Linked DNA regions of Homo sapiens: region 1 is linked to region 2. Evidence: read pairs that join two places in POLR2A ChIA-PET (ENCODE). Cell type or tissue: A673. All regions are shown on one strand. Each heading gives the region's core, and the rest is flanking DNA. Links, peaks and the distances in the headings are about the cores only.

Region 1 (9,324 bases), core at 548-8,547, 160 kb before region 2:
TTTAATCCAGAACAAGGAAACTCATCCCTTCAAATCTGAATTAAAGAAGCATCTCTCTGGGTACGATGAGGTTTTCTGATGTAAAACTCTCATCTAAAAGTTAGCCATTCTTATTAAGATTGAAACCTTAGGCCGGGCGCGGTGCTTACGCCTGTAATCCCAGAACTTTGGGAGGCCAAGGCGGGCAGATCACAAATCAGGTGATCGAGACTATCCTGGCTAACACAGTGAAACCCCATCTCTACTAAAAATAAAAAAAAATTAGCTGGATGTGGTGGCGGGCGCCTGTAGTCCCAGCTACTCAGGAGGCTGAGGCAGGAGAATGGCGTGAACCTGAGAGGCGGAGCTTGCAGTGAGCCGAGATCACGCCACTGCAATCCAGCCTGGAGGACAGAGCAAGACTCCATCTCAAAAAAAAAAAAAAGATTTCAAAGCTTAAATTAAATGAATTTAATGAAATAACTAGCCTTGCAAAAGGGAAACGTAAGAATAACTCACAAATTAGAAAAGTATTGTTTCTTGCTGTGCTGCTTGATGGCTTGTCACAGCAGAACAATATCCTCCACCCAAAGCGTTTATTTACACACATACACTCAGCCTGACGTTTAAGAGTGCAAAGGAGTTTTTAAAAAAGGCAGCTGGGGAAAAAACAAGAGTGAAAATCTGAGGACACCACACAGAAATACAATGATGTCTACACATGAAACTCAGTCTCCAATAAAAAATGTTTTAGTACATTTGCCTGTGAACAGATGAGCTTTGGTAAGTGTTGAGATCAGAAGGGAGTGGACTGTTCTTTTCATCACAGTTCCGAAGATAAAAGGAGAAGTACAGACTGCTGATAAAAGTCTGGCAGCATAACTGTTAATATGCCTATGCCTTCGATGAGGGCCTCAGATACCGGGGCTCAGGAGACAGCATGTGGTCAGCAGAAATGGCGATGCTGTTCTCCCTGGGATGGCCCTCCTGGGTCCTCTGGGCACATTACACTGTCAGGTAGTTTGCTAACTGGAATGCTTTCTGGCTAAGAGCAGAATTCTGTTTTGCTACGGTACTCATTCCAACCTATGAAGGTTATCCTCAAATCCCAAATGCCACTAATGCCCATCACTGGAACTGGACAGTACTGCCCACAAGGGATGAGAATAAAAACAGCTGCCATTTACTAACTGCTGGAGATCCCACCAGATGCTTCAGGTCTACTCATTACTTAATTCTCACACAGCCACCCCACTCAACCAAATAAGCTTGAGGTTTTCTCCAAGCTGCCTCTTTATCAACTCTTAAATAGCAGCATTCAAGCTGCCACAGACACTTCTCGAAGTTTGCTGGCCTAGGGTTCCCAATGGGGAAAACATCACCTCCCTGGTGACAAACGCAACAGCCTCCTAACACCCCTTCTGCAGGAGAGGCACCAAGTGCATCTCTCCAACGCAGATGAGTGAGGATGAATAAGCCAAAGAGGGATGTCTCCCGAGAGCAGAGACTGTCTCATAAATAGCCCAGAGCAGTCAGTTGGGTGGCAGGTTGCTAGTCTCCCATTTTGCAGAAGAGGAAACTAAGGTTCAGAGTGGTTAAGTAACTCTGAAAGAGGCACAGCTTTAAGTGACAGAGTTGGAGTTTCAAAGCCACATTCTTTACCCTGTGACACATCTCCAGAAGGGATCAGCTCTGGGCCCTCACTACTTCCAAAATAAAGTCTTCAGTAACATCAAGAAAAAGAAAAGGAGTCAGGCGTGGTGGTGGCTCACGCCTGTAATTCTAGCAGTTTGGGAGGCAGAGGCGGGCAGATTGCCTGAGCTCAGGAGACCAGCTTAGGCAACATGGTAAAACCCTGTCTCTACTAAAAATACAAAAAATTAGCTGGGCATGGTGGCGTGAACCTGTAATCCCAGCCACTCGGGAAGCTGAGGCACGAGAACCCCTTAAACCCAGGAGGTGGAGATTGCAGTGAGCCGAGATCATGCCAATGCACTCCAGCCTGGGTGACAGAGCAAGACTCCATCTCCCAAATAAACAAACCAGTAAAAGAAAAGGCACCATGCAAAGGCTCCTGGATACAAAGCAATCTCTTACTCAAAAGAAATATAAAACGTCTAGGAGCTTCAGAAATGGGGAAGTGGAAAATACTTCTATTTTGTTCAGGGAAACGTTGGTATTTTTCTACTGCAAAGATGAGATGGGAAGATGACAAGTCTTAAACATATGCTAAAGAAAGTTCCATCAGATTTGTGTCTCATGACTTTTCTTATGACATGCTCTGAAGACCACACGGCATTCGGATGACAGAGAAAGCTGTCTATACAAAATCTTCCCAAGAATGTTAATATTTAAATGTTGCCCCACATATGGAACCTGAAGAATCCCAACTACAGTTTCAATCAAATCACAAAGAACACTTGGCGTTTAACAATGCAGTTGTGATTCTTAACACTACCTCCTAATATCCTTAGATCCTTAGAGCAACAGACTCATAAGGTTAGAGTTCATTTCAAAATTTTGTACTTTCTCAATCATACTTACCTGCAAGCTTCCACTTGACATCTGTGGCCCCAAATAATTCTCACCATAAATTATGGTAATAATTTACTTTGGTGGACCTGGCTTTGGTGAATTACAGACCTCAAAAAGAACAAAAGGACTGAAATACCGTGGTTTTCCTCCCCACCTCTGATTTTGGGTAGGCAAGAGTCCTCAATTCCTGGACGCATGCTAAATTACTACAAATAAAAACAGCTTCAGGAGCACAGTCGGGGCTTCCCTGAGAGTAAAATTCACAAGGAAGAACTAGAGCCCAGAGAGTGAATTACTGAAATAGAGGTTCTAATAACTGGGGTGATCTACACAAAGAATGCCCAGCTGTATGCACTGGATATGGTGGAGAGGATTTTACAGGTCAGCTCTGTAAGACCAAGCCCCCATCGTTCACCTCTATCTATCAAGCACTCATCTCAGGGACTGGACCCACATGGTGCTCAATCTGATGAGTACAGGAGGATAGAAGAAAGGACAGGTGGCTAAGTCTGTCCCAGGAATCCACAGGAATCTGTCACAGGATCCACTGCAGAAAACTGCAATTCCCACGGGAGAAGAGCAGTTGGAGCCTGTCTCGTTAGCTCTCCTTACTAAAAACAATGGTAATAAAAGTGATAACCACCATCATTGATAGCTTCTACTGCTGCCATTGGTGATGATGACATCAACAGCAGCATCCCCCCTTCTGCAGCTCAGAGGGGTTAAGCAAGAAGCCCAAGGTTACATGGCCAGTAAGGGAAGAAGCCAAGATTCAACCCTGGTCTTCCGGCTCCGAAGTTAACTACATTTATGCTATTCTAATATTTCAGATATTTTAATCTGCATTATCCTTCTTTTCCCAGACTGCATAATCTATGCTGTAACCTCACTAAAGCCTTTCCATGTGGGTTTTATTTTTCTAATCTTGTGTGTTTTCTGTGGCTTTTCTCTGAATGATTGATCAGTGGAGGATCTATCCCCAAGTCAGACATCTGCATTCAGATGGTCTGAACCGGACAGAGTAAAGTTCAGGGAAGTTCTGGAAAGTTCTGAACTTACACCAGGAAAGTTCTAGTCACACAGACAAATAACTCATATTTCTTACACAGCATTTTCCTATCAGGGCTTCTCAATGTCATTTGGGACTGTGATCAGAAATATGCTGAGAGGACTGCAAGAAATGTCAGAATTGGAGAGGCAGAGCATGTGCCAAAAAATAAAAATAAAAATAGAGCAATTAGTCCAAAACCAGGTAAGAAACAGAAATTATGAGTACATTAATATCAGAGGACAGAAGCCAATAGCTATCCAAAGTCAGGCAAATAATTAATAATCAGGAGAATAAGGAGGGGAAAGAAAGGAAATGCTGTCCATTCAGTATGTTCCAGGCATGATGCTGTTTTGATGTAAGTTTTCACTTTTATTTCAAAGGTAGGTATTTTAGTGAAAAGGAAACTGGAGGTCTGGCTTAGATGATACAACCCCACAGCTGTGGGGGCCCCTCATTAGAAGGAGGGGAATGGACTAGAAGAGTTTGTGGTCTCACAGTGCACTGATATCCTATAATTGTTTAAATCTTGTTGTGAGAACAGAGATAGTGACCAGGTAGTGAGGAGATCCCACTAGGATTCAGAAGGGAAGGACAGATCCAACAGGGAACTGACACCAGCTGCCAAGAAAAGGTCTCAGGCTCTGGTCGTCTGCAGAACCCCTCGAGAGCTGTGTTTTGTGCCCTTACTCTGGTGAGGGCCAACCCCAAGGAAGCTGGGCCAGCACAGAGCTGATGGGGACACCCACCCCATCAGTTAGAGGCCTGTTTGGCAGCAGGGGTGGGGGAATTTGGGTCCAAGATGGAGCAGGTTAAAGAAGCTGCACTGCACATTTGTGTTTTATTAACTATCCCACAAGACATCAATACATATCTTTTCTGCCATATGTTGGCTTGAGGTAAGAGCCCCTAACCTGATGGACACACAGATCAACAGATGGCCTATTTATACTCAAAAAGATCTTAAGGAAGCTTCATCCTTGGTGAGTTTTCCCATCTGGCAAAATATGAGATGTGCAAGAGGCAGTGTAGATGGGCAGTGAAGGGTGGTTAAAAGTGGGAATTCACAAATCACAACGCAGGTTCAAGTCCTGCCTACTGCTGAGTATGCCTTGGAGGAGTTACTCAACCTCTCTAAGCTGTTTCTTTAGCTACAAAGCAAAATGGTAACAGCGCAGTCTCAGAGAGTTTGGGGATAATTTGAGGAATAATTCACATGAAGTGCTGAGAACAGCACCTTATAGGTAACACACACAGGGTAAATGCTAACTACTATTATTACTTACGGTGGTGGCGGTGTAAGTAAATAATTGTAACAAAGCATTCTTTATACTCTAATCCCATTGAAATGGAAATATATTCCAATCAGAAATCTCCGGATTAATAAAAGCAGCATATGACACTAGACAGCCTAAGTCTACCCCAGGCAATTCCCCTTCATGTCACTGTCAGTAAAGAATCATACAGGAGAGAGTCAAATTACCATGAGTCCTTAAGAAGGTTCACTTGTCCATTTCCCTCATGTTACAAGTTTATTACTCAAATACATTGGGCCCCAACATTCAGAAAGATCAACTTGTGATTTCTTTTTCTTTTCTTTTTTGAGACAGAGTCTTGCTCTGTCACCCAGGCTGGAGTGCAGTGGCGTGATCTCGGCTCACTGCAAGCTCCGCCTCCCGGGTTCACGCCATTCTCCTGCCTCAGCCTCCCGAGTAGCTGGGACTACAGGCGCCCGCCACCACGCCCGGCTAATTTTTTGTATTTTTAGTAGAGATGGGGTTTCACCATGTTAGCCAGGATGGTCTTGATCTCTTGACCTCGTGATCCGCCCACCTCGGCCTCCCAAAGTGCTGGGATTACAAGCTTGTGCTACCACACCCAGCCCAATCAACATGTGATTTCAAATACTCAGACTACAAAACCCAAGAGGAAGTCAATTAGGGATAAGAATCGACCTTCATCAGATATGAAATACCAGCAGAATACACAGAAGACAATGGAATCTCCCTCATGCCTCAGAGACCCCAATTCCGCCTGCTAGTTAGAACAATAATAACTGACCCAGTTCCTACCCGAGGGGAATATGCAAATACAAAAACTTGGCTCCAACAAAGAATCGTGGTCAGCTTCACTTGGGAAGAAAGTGGTCAAGGTGAATGTAATCAAAACTAACCATTTTCTAATTTTTTTGGGGGGGGTGCGGGGGGCAGCAGTTCCAGAAAAGGTCATGTTCTTCTTATTGCCTCTAAATGACAGAAACACATAGGCTAACAGTTGGAAGCTCCACTTCCCACTCCTCCAAAAGGCAGGGCTCCATAAACACTGTGGCATTACGAACGAACAAAAGGAGGGGCTGATGCGCTGCAGAGTCTGACAACCTCCAGACAACTTGTTTAAATGCCTGAGAAGCCGGCTTGTCTGCACTGCCCTTTCCAACAGCCTCTACAGGGGAACACATTCCTCTGCAGCAGCAGAAAGAAGCCTGAGCAACTAAAAGCCGCTCCCCCGAGTCAACAACAGCCTTGCAGGAAACTCGCAAAAGGAACGGGGTCTGCCTGGCCAGTGGGGGCGGCAGCCTGGACAGTCTCCTCTGGATCTTGCCTGGTTGCTTAAGACCAACCCACTGGGTATCAAATTAAAGCCTTAGATGGGAAAAATGAATGGGCAAGATGAGTCTGTAAACCAGGAGGAGGCAGAAGGCTGACCCTACCACGTTTCTCATTTGCCTAGCCAAATTCAGCATTCGTTATAAATCAAGCAGTCAATACACAGGCTAGCAGCCTTGGGTGCGACTTGTTTCAAGACACATGCCCTTAATAATTATTCTGAGGCAAACCAGGGGGGTCAGGACAGGCCAATACTGAGCTCCAAAAAGGGATGCAGTAAAACAGGGGATTTGGCCAATGCCCTGTTGCCTTTAGAGGAGAAAGGCCTATCTCATCAGAATTAATGGTGAGCCCAGGAGCAGAGGAAACATTTCTTCTTTTACGCAAACCAAATGCAGATACATTGGTTAAGAGAAGACGTGATGGGAAAAAAGTAGTGAATTCATGAAATTTATAAAAAGGGGCCTATGACTTTACTGCTGTTTTAGGGCATCCCTTTAAGTATCACTTGGTGAGAGGAGAATAAGTGTAGGAATCAAAAAGGTATTCTCTAAGAGGTACATCACAAAGAGCTCTACCGTTTGAAGTCTCCTCTTCCTTAAAATCCACTTCCAAAGGACTGAAGTGTTGTTGGCTGCCTAAGGTTACAATTGCCTTCCAGTATTTTCCAGCCGTGGGTTCCCCTTCACTGAAAGAAGGGAAGCAAACGTGTCTGTTTTGTGCTAAGAAAGCACTGTTCCACTCCCCGGGATGCTGTGTGTGCAAACTAATTCCACCGACAGCAGCAGATCAGCTGCTGGGAATAAACCCCTGAAGAAAGGCCTTGTGTACCTCCCATGTTCAGGAGAGGCAGCAAGGCAACTTGTCCATGGTCACAGCAATTGACAGCAAGGCCAGATCATCAGAGGGGATGTGAGTGGAAGGAATTCTAGTGAGTCCTTGCAGTAGGGTTTTACCCCATGCAAAGAGGGAAGGAGATGGGGTTGCAGTTAAACTTCAAGGATGGGCCGGGCGCAGTGGCTCACACCTGTAATCCTAGCATTCTGGGAGGCCGAGGTGGGCGGATCACCTGAGGTCAGGAGTTCAAGACCAGCCTGGCTATGAACTCTGTATCTACTAAAAATACAAAAATTAGTCGGGCATGGTGGTGCATGCTTGTAATCCCAGCTCCTCAGGAGGTGGAAGCACAAGAATTGCTCAAACCCGGGAGGCGGAAGCTGCAGTGAGCCAAGATCGCACCACTGCACTCCACCCTGGGTGACAGAGCAAGACTCTGTCTCAAAAAAAAATAAAAAAATAAAATAAAATTCAAGGATGAATAAATGCTTATGAAAAACTACAAGTCAGTGGGTGGGGGTGGGGGGGGAGGGGGCAGGAAACAACCAGCAAAAAGATAATGAATCATCACGTGACTTTTTTAAAGCTCTGAATTGGCTCCTTAATTCCCTCTGAGCAAAGATGGTGGGGACAGACTCAAGGGACTCAAGGTTGTTCTTTTTTTTTTTTTTAATTTTACCAGAAGTGAGTCACTTGGGAGTAAGAAAATCCATCCCTAAAGGCAAAACCATCTGCAATGTTCCCTCTTGGAAATTCACCCTGATCTGCTCAGCAGTGGAACATGGTGCTCTGTCAGCAAAGGCGCTGAATAATGCAGGAGCGAATCCACAGAGGGCTGGCAGAGGCTCGGCAGCTTAGCTCCTCAGCCTAGAAGCCGAACACAGCTCCTCTCTGGGAAAATCAAATTCCACCCCTGGAAACATGGGCTCCAGACTATGAGGTCTGGGGAAGGAAAACAGCACAAAGATAAGTTTGAGAAGAAAGTCTACTCTTCAAGTCCCTGGTCACCAACCAGGACTTGCAGATATCCACAATGTCTGGCATCCATCAGTTCCATTTGACACCCTGAGGACTGAGGCCTGCCAATAATACACGACACAGGTGTGAAAAGGAATGGGTGAGAGAGGCTTATTTAACCCTTGAAGGGAGACAGCAGTGACAGGAGGCCACCAAAAGGTGATTTGTAAAAACATCAGTCAGGTTGCTGCACCTGAAACAGGGCACTCTGTAAAAATAAGACTCCAGGGAGCCAACAACCCAGGGGATTTTCTGCCTCCTGACAACAGCCACAAAAGGAAGCGATCGCCTACATCCACAGGTGAAAATAATCGAGCTTTAGGCAGGGCCTCTCAGCCCAGGTTTCACATTAGGGTCAATGGGGGAGTTCTGGCAAAGCAAGGATGCCACCGGCTCCCACCCCGGAGATGTGGATTTAATGGACCTGCAACCTGCCCAGGCTGCCATGCTTCATTTGAAAGCTCCTCGGAGGACTCTGCAGTTCAGGCAGGGCTAAGAACCACTGATCTGAAGAGTACTTGGAAGAAACGGCGGCTCCAAGGCTGCAGAACCCTATGTGAACGCGGCTCCTCCTGCCCTCCAGCTGTCTCTGGCTGTGCAGATGAACATGCAGGAGTCCTGCTGGGGCCTCTGCCCATTTAATAGAAGGCTTTCCTGAAGCCCTGTGCTCAGGTGTTTCCTGAGTGAACAAGAGCCAGCAGAGACTACCGATGGAGCAAAGAATGTTACTGAAAAGCTCCTAATTGCCAACAAAAATCTAAGTAATCAATAGAGCAACTAAAAGTGTTGTCAGGAAGACACAACGTGGGCCCTTGTGTCCCAAAAAATCTAAGTAATCAATGGAGCAATTGGAAGTATTGTCAGGAGGCCCCCAGGGTATAAGAGAAGGAGGGTGGTGGCTGTTTAATCCATACCAGGGGCAAGGTAGGGAGCACAAAGATGATTTTTTTTTTAGATCCTCCACCACTTGCCCCAATATTACCACCTCTGAAACGCAGGGAAGCAATATTCACATTTTAGGCAGCTTGATGGCAGGGGCACTGCGCAGAAACCTGCAAAAGAAATCCCTGGATTCTCTTGCCCAGCTTCCACTGAGAGAATGCCTTCAAGTAGGTCAGTGAGCCACCCTTTTCCCTCAGGAAACATGCAGTTGATCCCCCTAACAGCAATAAGAAAATACGGAAGGTTTGGAAGCCAACACCTGCTCTCTTCTTTGGAGCAAAGGACAGAGAATGCTGGGAAACATTCATTTTCTCCCTCTTGAAAACTGAGAGTCAAGCTGAGGGCTGAAAAGAGGCAGCA
Region 2 (9,324 bases), core at 725-8,724:
AAACATTTCTCCAAAACACATATGGCTGATAAGCACATGAAAAGATGCTCAGCATCATTGGTCTTACCAGGCTGACTAAATAAAAAGGATGAACAATAAATGTTGGTGAAGATGTGGAGAAACATGAACTCTACCATACTGCTGGTAGGATTGTAAAATGGGGCCGCTTCTTTGGAAAACAGCTTGGCAATTCCTTAAAATGTTAACCACAGAATTAACATATGATCCAGCAATTTCAGTCCTAGGTATATACCCGAGAGGAATGAACACACACGTCCACAAAAAAACTCATGCACAACTGAATGTTCACAGCAGCACTGTTCATAATAGTCAAAGTATAAACAACTCAACTGTCTACCAACTGATAAATAAAATCAATTACTATTAAGCCATAAAAAGGGGTGAAGTACTGATTCATTCTGCAGTATAAATGAACCTTAAAAATGTAATGCTAAGTGAAAGAAGCCAGACAGTAAAAGCCACATATTATATCATTACTTTTTTTTTTTTTTTGAGATGGAGTCTCGCTCTGTCGCTTAGGTTGGAGTGTAGTGGTGTGATCTTGGCTCACTGCAACCTCTGCCTCCTGAGTTCAAGCATTTCTCCTGCCTCACCCTCCCAAGTAGCTGGGATTACAGCCATGTGCCACCACGCCAGGCTAATTTTTGTATTTTTAGTAGAGACCGGGTTTCACACCATGTTGGACAGGACAGTCTTGAACTCCTGGCCTCAATGATTTGCCCGCCTTGGTCTCCCAAAGTGCTAGGATTACAGGCGTGAGACTTTACGCCCAGCCTGCTCAATTACATTTATATGAAGTGTACAAACTAGGCAAATTCAAAGAGACAGAAAGTAGATTCATGGTTGCCAGGGGCTACAGAGAGGGAGAATAGACAGTGATTGCTAAGGGGTCTGGGGTTTCTTTCTGGAGTGACAAAAATGTTCCAAAGTAGATGGTATTAATAGTCATTCAATTCCGTGAATACTAAAAAACCACCAAAATGGTGAATTTTATGATACATGAATCATACCTCCATATATCCCTTATATTTTAAATGGCATATGTGATAGAGGGAAAAAAATCAGAAGAACATTTTTTTGATACAGAGTCTCGCTCTGTCGCCCAGGCTGGAGTGTAGTGGCCCAATCTCAGCTCACTGCCTTCCAGGTTCAAGCGATTCTCCTGCCTCAGCCTCCTGAGTAGCTGAGACTACAGGCACACGCCACCACAGCCAGCTAATTTTTGTATTTTTAGTAGAGACAGGGTTTTGCCATGTTGCCCAGGCTGGTCTCGAACTCCTCACCTCAGGTGATCCACCCACTTGGGCCTCCCAAAGTGCTGGGATTACAGGCGTAAGCCACCACACCCAGCCTAGAAGAACCTTTATATTAACATGTGGGGTACAATATAATGTGCCCATCAATGGTTCTTAACTTTCCCTTTTATCCATTCACAGTAAACCATGATGAACAGTAATGACAATAATAAGCAGCAGGCCAGGGATAGGGGCTCATGCCTAATCCCAGTACTTTGGGAGGTTGAAGGGGGAGGATCACTTGAGGCCAGGAGTTCAAGACCAGCCTGGGCAATGTAGTGAGAATCTGTCTCTATTAAAAGAAAAAAATTAATTAGCAACCTGCAGCCTGGGAGACAGAGTGAGGTCCTGCCTCAAAAAAAAAAAAAAAAAAAAATATATATATATATATATATAAAACATAGACTTTATATATATATAATAGACATTTTATATATATAATATAGACATTATATATATAATATAGACATATATATAATATAGACATTATATATATAAAATATAGACATATATGTAATATAGATATTATATATGTAATATAGGCATTATATATACATAATATAGGCATTATATATATACATATATACGTATATACATGTATACATGTATATATATACACGTATATCTATATATATAAAAGCAGCTGTGTACCTAGGCTCTGCATTAGCTCAGCCCCAGATAGACCTGGGACAAGTAAATTCCTGTTTCTTGGTTTTCTGAGGTGGCCAAGAGAGTAAGGGGATTGACAACGCTCTAAAATCCTGAGGCTTTGGGGCCTGACACAGCGACTCATGCCTGTAATCCCAGCACTTTGGAAGGCTGAGGCAGGAGGATCACCTGAGGTCAAGAGTTCGAGCCCAGCCTGGCCAACATGGCAAAACCCCATCTCTACTAAAAATACAAAATTAGCTGGGCGTGGTGGCACACACCTGTAATTCCAGCTACTTGGGAGGCTGAGGCAGGAAAATCGCTTGAACCTGGAAGGCAGAGGTTGCAGTGAGCTGAGATCATGCCATTGCATTCCAGCCTGGGCGACAAGAGTGAAACTCCATCTCAAATAAATAAATAAATAAATAAATAAATCCGGAGGCTTTGGGATTTTGCAGGGGACTGAACTCAAGCTCTGAGGTGGTTTGGTGCCACAGTTTCCAGCATCTTCTCTGCCTCAGTCATGCAGGGCTTCTCCACCACTTGAAACCAGCAGAGAGGAGGCCTTGACTTGCCTTTCCAGGGTGTGTACTCACAGGTCCACACAACAAGGAGCTATGCAGAAGCCACAACCTGAAGAAAGGACTTACATGGGGACCCCCACCCATCCTCACCCCCTCTCCCAGATGCCGATGCCCAGGACGGCTCCCCAGATATGCATATCCTGAACTGGTACATGAAGTCTAGTGCTCCAACCCTCGGGCCAGGGGATGAGAGCTGGGGTGGAGGGGTCCTCACCCAGCAGACGACCTATTCAATTTTTTTTTTTTTGAGACAGAGTCTCGCTCTGTCACCCAGGCTGAAGTGCAGTGGCATGATCTCGGCTCACTGCAGCCTCTGTGCAGTCTCTGCCTCCCAGGTTCAAGCGATTCTCCTGCCTCAGCCTCCCAAGTAGCTGGACTTACAGGCGCCCACCACCATGCCCAGATAATTTTTGTAGTTTTAGAAGAGATGGGGTTTTACCATGTTGGCCAGCCCGGTCTTGAACTCCTGACCTCAGGTGATCCACCCGCCTTGGTCTCCCAAAGTGCTGGGATTACAGGCGTGAGCCACCGCGCCAGGCCAGACCACCTGTTCTTTTACTACCACCTTCCACTGCCTGTGCCAGCCTCGCCCATAGCAGTTAGCTTGTCTCTGAACCTCTCCTACTGTGCCAGGGGGCCTTCTCAAACATGACTAGGTATCAGTCAGGGGAGGGTGGTTAAACACTGATTCCTGAAGATTCTGATGCAGCCGGCTTCAGCAGGGCCCAGGAAACCTAGGAAACAGTGTTTCCATCAGGCTGAAGCTTCCTGCCCAGGGACTACACTCCAAGGAGAGCTGGTATGTGGCTCTGTACCCAGCACACAGAAGGAAGTCAATAAATATATACTGAATAAACAATGAAGTCTTTGCTGAGATTGTAAATCATGTTTTGCAAGTGCCCAGCACTTCATTATCCATGACCTCAGTTATCTTCACAGCTCAGCATGTTAGCAAGCAGGTAGCAATATCCCCCTTCACAGTTGTCTGAGGGACCCAGGCTTACGAGGATTAAGCCACATGCCGGGTCCATATGGCTCCTATGGACAGGGCTGGCCAGGAGCTGTGAACCAGAGTGTTTATGAGCCTCTGTATCTTTATATATTTATCTCTTCATTGCATCTCTTTTCCCCCAAATTAACATTTCCTTTGTAGATGACCTGAAGTGTAAAACAAGCCTAAAGCCAACAACTATTTTAAATATTGGCAGAAAAGACACATGCCCTCAAGAACTGCCCCCAGAACTCTAATAACACAAGGCCTGTGAAAGAAACCTGGGGCTTACACAGAACATTTGGAATATGATATGCATGGGATGCTTTTCCCAGAGACTTAAACTGACTTCACCAAGGAGTCACCAGCTACCGGGACAAAATTCAGAGGTAAGGGGATCAGCTAGAAGCACCATCGACTCCACTTCCAACCAAGCAGACCAAGGAAGAATGAAGCATCCATCACTATACAGCCCATGTAGGTATCTGGCTTCAGCCAGCAAGTCCAATGCAAAAGCTGCCTGTTGTACAAACCCGGTACCCTTAAGTCTTCTGAGACCAGGGTTTTTCCGGGTGACAGGCAATAAATATTCATTAACCAGGTGAAGGAACTTCCTTTTCCTCGATCACTTATTACTTACAACTGGACTGATTTCATTTTCAACTGTGTTCATTCTCAAGATCTCCCTCGACGCTTAATCCTCCCAGAACTTCTGCTCACCTGAAATCTTCCACCGAATATACAGGTAAAACTATAAATTCTCCCATTAAGCTATTACCCCCCTCAAGGCTGCATACCATGCAGAAAGGATAAAGATTCAACAGAATAAAGAATGCAACTAAGGCCGGGTGCGGTGTCTCATGCCTGTAATCCCAGCACTTCGAGAGGCCAAGGCGGGCAGATTTCTTGAGGCCAGGAGTTTGAGACCACCCTGGGCAGCATGGTGAAATCCCATCTCTACTAAAAATACAAATAAAAAATTGGCCAGGCATGGTGGCAAGTGCCTGTAGTCCCAGCTACTCGGGAGACTGACACATGAGAACTGCTTGAACCCAGGAAGCAGAGGTTGCAGTGAGCCAAGATCAAGCCACTGTGCTCCAGCCTGGACGACAGAGCAAGACCGTGTCTCAGAAAGAAAAAAAAAAAAAAAAAAAAGAATGCAACTCAGCACCCTGCACTTAGCAGACACTCAGTCAAGTGGCAGTTGTAATTAAGTCATCACATCCCTCCCCTGCAGCTCCCCACAGACCAGGAAGCCTGCTCCCTTTAACAGTGTCGAACAAGACTTGATTGTTTGCTTGCTTGCTTAATTAATTCAGGGGGCTGCGGTGCAAAGGGGAATGGAGGATGATGGAAATCAGATAGCAAGTCTCCACTAGGCTGGGCTGATGCCATGGTGACGCCAGCATGAGGCCCTGTAAGCAGCAGAGGAGTCTGGGGCGACACCCGTGTGACCTTGATAGCACCAAACCCAGAAACAGATATGCGGGCCCTCAACCAACAGTCTCTTAGGAGGCGGAACACCCCAGCGCTCCCCCACCGGGGACTGAAGCCACAGACAGCAGTCCGTGCCACTTAGCACACAGAAGAGCTGGCAAAGCGGGGACACATGGGCTGAGGGAGCTGGGTCAGGCGGGGCGAGCTGGAGGTGCTAGTTGAGGAGGTGGTGGAGGAAGGATTCATGGGAAAGCTCCAGGCGGAAGGAAGGAGCCCTGGATGCAGACCCTGCCCAGGGAGCAAGGGTGTGCTTCAGAGCCCTCCCTCCCTGGCCCATCCTCCCTTGCGGACTCCTCCCTGGCTCATCCCCTTCCAGGGGAGCACTGCCGCCCCCAACATGAGATCCAGGACATGCACCCAGGTGAACAGCTGCCCTCAAACCCCCACTGCAGCAGCAGGGCCCCCACATCCCACTTCTGGAAATAAAGTAGCTGATCACCGGTGCACTGGGCTCCTTATTAACTCTAAGGGCTCCCGGGGTGATAAGTAGGTGCTAAACAAGTGAGGACCATTTAAACTGGCTTCTCTCCTACATCCAAGCCTTGAATACTGAAGATGTTACAAACGCAGAGGTAATCTACCCGATTTTAGGATGAAAGTGATCGTGAAAACAGGAGGGAGGGTTTTAATGGCCGCTTTCCTACAAAGGTTAACTGGTTTAGCATCTCTGTGATTGTCCCTATGTAAATCCCTGAATGGCAAAAGCAATACCAAAATTAACCAACTTTCTACATTTAGGAAGCCATTAGAATTATTTGTTGGTTGACTTAATAACTGGCTGTTGGAAGAAAAAAGAAAATGCAGGGAAGCAGAAAGAAAAATTAATCAAATCACCAAACTCCTACAACTTGAATCGATATCATGAATATTTTGGGGTATTCATACAGGCCCTTTAAACAAAGTGTGTAGCTACTGCCCCAGGTGCAGTAATGCATGACAGTGAAGAAAGTACATGGGCTTTTGGGGAACATTTACAGGCTGTACGACCTTGGACAAGTCACTTACCCTCTCTGGGCCACAAGTCTCTCATCAGAAAATACAGATAATAGTACTTTAAACACACAGGTTTACGGGAGGATTAAATGAGATAATGCGTTCCAAGTGTCCACCACATAGCAAGTACTCAGTAAATACTGGCTGTATTATGATATTTTTTTACAATGTGTTCTTTAACATGCTTGTTCACTTACATAAAAGATGATTATCAAACATCTTTTCATGACAGCAAATACACTACATTTTCATAGTTAATTGTTAGGTATATTTATTATGCATGTGAGCCATAAATCAATCTCTCTCCCTTTGTTCCCCTCTTTTTTGAGAAGGAGTCTCACTCTGTCACCCAGGCTGGAGTGCAGTGGCGCAATCTTGACTCACTGCAACCTCCACCTCCCAGGTTCCAGCAATTCTGCTGGAACTCAGCCTCCCAAGTAGCTGGGATTATAGGTGCCCGCCACCAAGCCCGGCTAATTTTTGTATTTTAGTAGAGGCAGGGTTTTCACCGTGTTGGGCAGGCTGGTCTCGAATTCCTGACCTCAAGTGATCTGCCTGCCTCGGCTTCCCAAAGTACTGGGATTACAGGTGCGAGCCACTGCGCCTGGCCTGTTGCCCTTTTAGATTGCTGCCAGTTTATCCCTTTAAGAGATGGCACTGCAATGAGCATACTGACCCATTCATCATGGCTCCCCCATTCAATTCATTTATTTAGGAAACTCCCCAGAGAAAACTGCTGAAAAAGAATATACTTACATAGTTATGTGGGATTTGGCTTTTAAGAAAATGAGCAAAATTTAAGGATTTCAGGATGTCTCAAAATAAAGAATACACATAACACAAAATACAGTCACAAAGATTAAGCCAAGAATAAAAGTTTCTTAAATTTTGCGTGAGACTATCACCTCTCAGGAAAGTGTTTGTGGATGTATCACTGCTTACATTTAAAAAAAACCTAGTGATTCATCAGTACCGCCCAATTACCTATGAAATCAAAACTGAAATGTTCTCTCAATAAGAAAACTCCGAGTGGGTGTCTCCAATGGTATATGTAATACATGCACATCTTGTAGGTGATTTCAGTTAGACTTCTAATTTTGCCATTGTCAAGGAACTATAAGCTCATGCATCCAAGACGCTGGACTAAAATAGTGTTTCTCCAAGTCTGGTTCACAGACCGCCTGTGTCAGTGCAGATTCCTGGGTCCCATCTAGACCTCCTGAGTCAGGATCTCAGATGCAGAAGACACATTTTTAAATGAAGTCCCCACGAGACTCATATACATGGTAAAATACAGCAGGTACTATCTTCATATCATCCATAAGTAATTACAAACATCCCATGCAACCCCCATCCCTGAAGTTTCCATCCACATTTTAAATCTTTTCAACTTCAGACCCTGGATACAGCGTCTCACTTTTCTACATTTGTTTAGATACAAAGCGCTTCAATTTTTCAGTTCAATTTAACAAAAAATATGAGACGCCTATAATACGCCAGGCATCAAGTAGGGAGTTTCGGAAGACTTGCCTTGTGCCCAAAGAACCACTTTGAAGGTGAAAATCCACCGTCTGGATTTTAGGCAATATTGCCAGATGACAAAGGGTTGGGTCATTCGATGGCACCCTGCCTGCTCTAATGTATCACCTAGTGGCCTTTAAAAAGCAACATATATATTACAGATAAAACAGTCACAGTGTCGCTTTATGCCAGGCCCTATTCTAAGATTTTTACACATAGTAATTGATTTCAATCTTATAGCCATCCAGTGTGGCTAGTGCTCTTATGCTGTTATTATCCCCATGTTACAGATAAAAAAACTGGGAGTTAAATAATTTGCCTGAATCACAAAGTTAGAAGTGGCAGAGCTGAGATGTAAACCCAGGCAGTCTGGGTCCAGAGCTATGCTGTTCATCAACCAGAGCAGACTGTCTCTCTCAGGTTCAAATCTCACCCCCGGTTTCCATTGAGGAAGATCATTTTGAATGAGTCTTATATGTGGATCTGAACTTCAGAATGGTCATTTCACAAACACACAGAAAATGGTGAAAGGCTCTCATGCAGAACAGGTGGTTGAAACAATTCTCTCTTCATTCTGAACTCCTCTCAACCTGATCAGTGACTCCAGGGTAGGGTCAGGCAGTTTTAGAATCAGGAGATGAGAATTCTGGCTGCACTGCTGATGCTAAGTGATTAACTCTAGATTTAACTCTTCATTGGTTTAAAATGTGATATTTTGGCCAAAGATGGGGGAACTTGGAAAGAAAAAACTGCAAAAATACATACATCATATCTTATTTGCTACTCGCATGCTATAATCAGATATAATCCCAAATTTGTTCTCTTTTGTTGGAAATAAACAGGATGTGATTTGTTTCGGAGATTCACTAAGGAGAAATGCTACAGGCAACATGCCCTCTTACAAACCAGCCTGCCCCTGCATCTAGCTTATCTGTATAATACAGCACCTATGAGATTACACTCTGGGTTTGAACCCTAGCTTTGCTGCTTACTCTCTGCTCTCAAGCAACTTAACTTCTCTAGGCATCAATATTCTTCTCTGAAAAACAGAAAAATAGGATGGGCAGTGGTGGATCGCTTGAGTCCAGGAGTTCAAGACCAGCCTGGGCAACATAATGAGACCCCGTCTCTACAAAACATAAAATGTTAGCCGGGCATGGTGGCATGCACCTGTAGTCCCAGCTACTTGGGAGTCTGAGGTGGAAGGATTGCTTGAGCCTGGGAGTTCCAGGTTGCAGTGACCTATGATCACACCACTACACGCATCTTGGGCGACAGAGTGAGACCCTGTCTCAAAAAAAAAAAAAAAAAAAAGAAAAGAAAAGAAAAAAAATAGTATCAAATCTATAGCGCTATTGTGAAGATTAAATAATTATACAAAGTGCTGACCTCACATACTGCACCTGGCAATGCCTCACTAACTGTTAACCACTGTTCGCCATCCCTGTCATTAAAGCTTATCAAAATAGCCAGCTATGGTGGTGTGCACCCGTAGTCCCAGCTACTCCAGAGGCTGAGGCAGGAAAATTGCTTGAACCCGGGAGGCAGAGGTTGCAGTAAGCCGAGATCATGCCACTGCACTCCAGCCTGGGCGACAGAGCAAGACTCCATCTCAAAAAAAAAAAAAAAAAAAAAGTATCAAAATAGCTTTATTTATCGCTTCATTCAATATAATTATGTCTGTGCCACTGTGGAGGTTGAGGGGATGTGGAAGGACTGTCCTTACCGTCAGGAAGGCTTCCATCAAGTACAGGGAACAAGTAGGGCGACCACA

The links. ChIA-PET counts read pairs that join two places held together with the same protein. Peaks named below come from ENCODE experiments on the same cell type or tissue, not always from the same donor. Only the 100,000 strongest peaks of a DNase experiment are listed, where the experiment ranks them.
Region 1: POLR2A ChIA-PET joins it to region 2 with 10 read pairs; 3 of 35 experiments call an interaction of 5 or more read pairs at or near these places.

Annotation. Positions count from the first base shown.
Region 1 is chr17:66,530,508-66,539,831 of GRCh38, reverse strand. All of the region lies in intron 3 of PRKCA (protein kinase C alpha), which reads right to left. Among named protein-coding and RNA genes, the nearest start is that of PRKCA-AS1, 120 kb to the right of the region's middle. RefSeq lists an enhancer at 6,102-6,642. In A673, for the core only: no CTCF peak of the experiment used is centred there; no DNase peak of the experiment used is centred there.
Region 2 is chr17:66,370,090-66,379,413 of GRCh38, reverse strand. The region is part of intron 2 of PRKCA (protein kinase C alpha); the gene reads right to left. Among named protein-coding and RNA genes, the nearest start is that of PRKCA-AS1, 42 kb to the left of the region's middle. In A673, for the core only: no CTCF peak of the experiment used is centred there; a DNase peak (open chromatin) is centred at 4,793.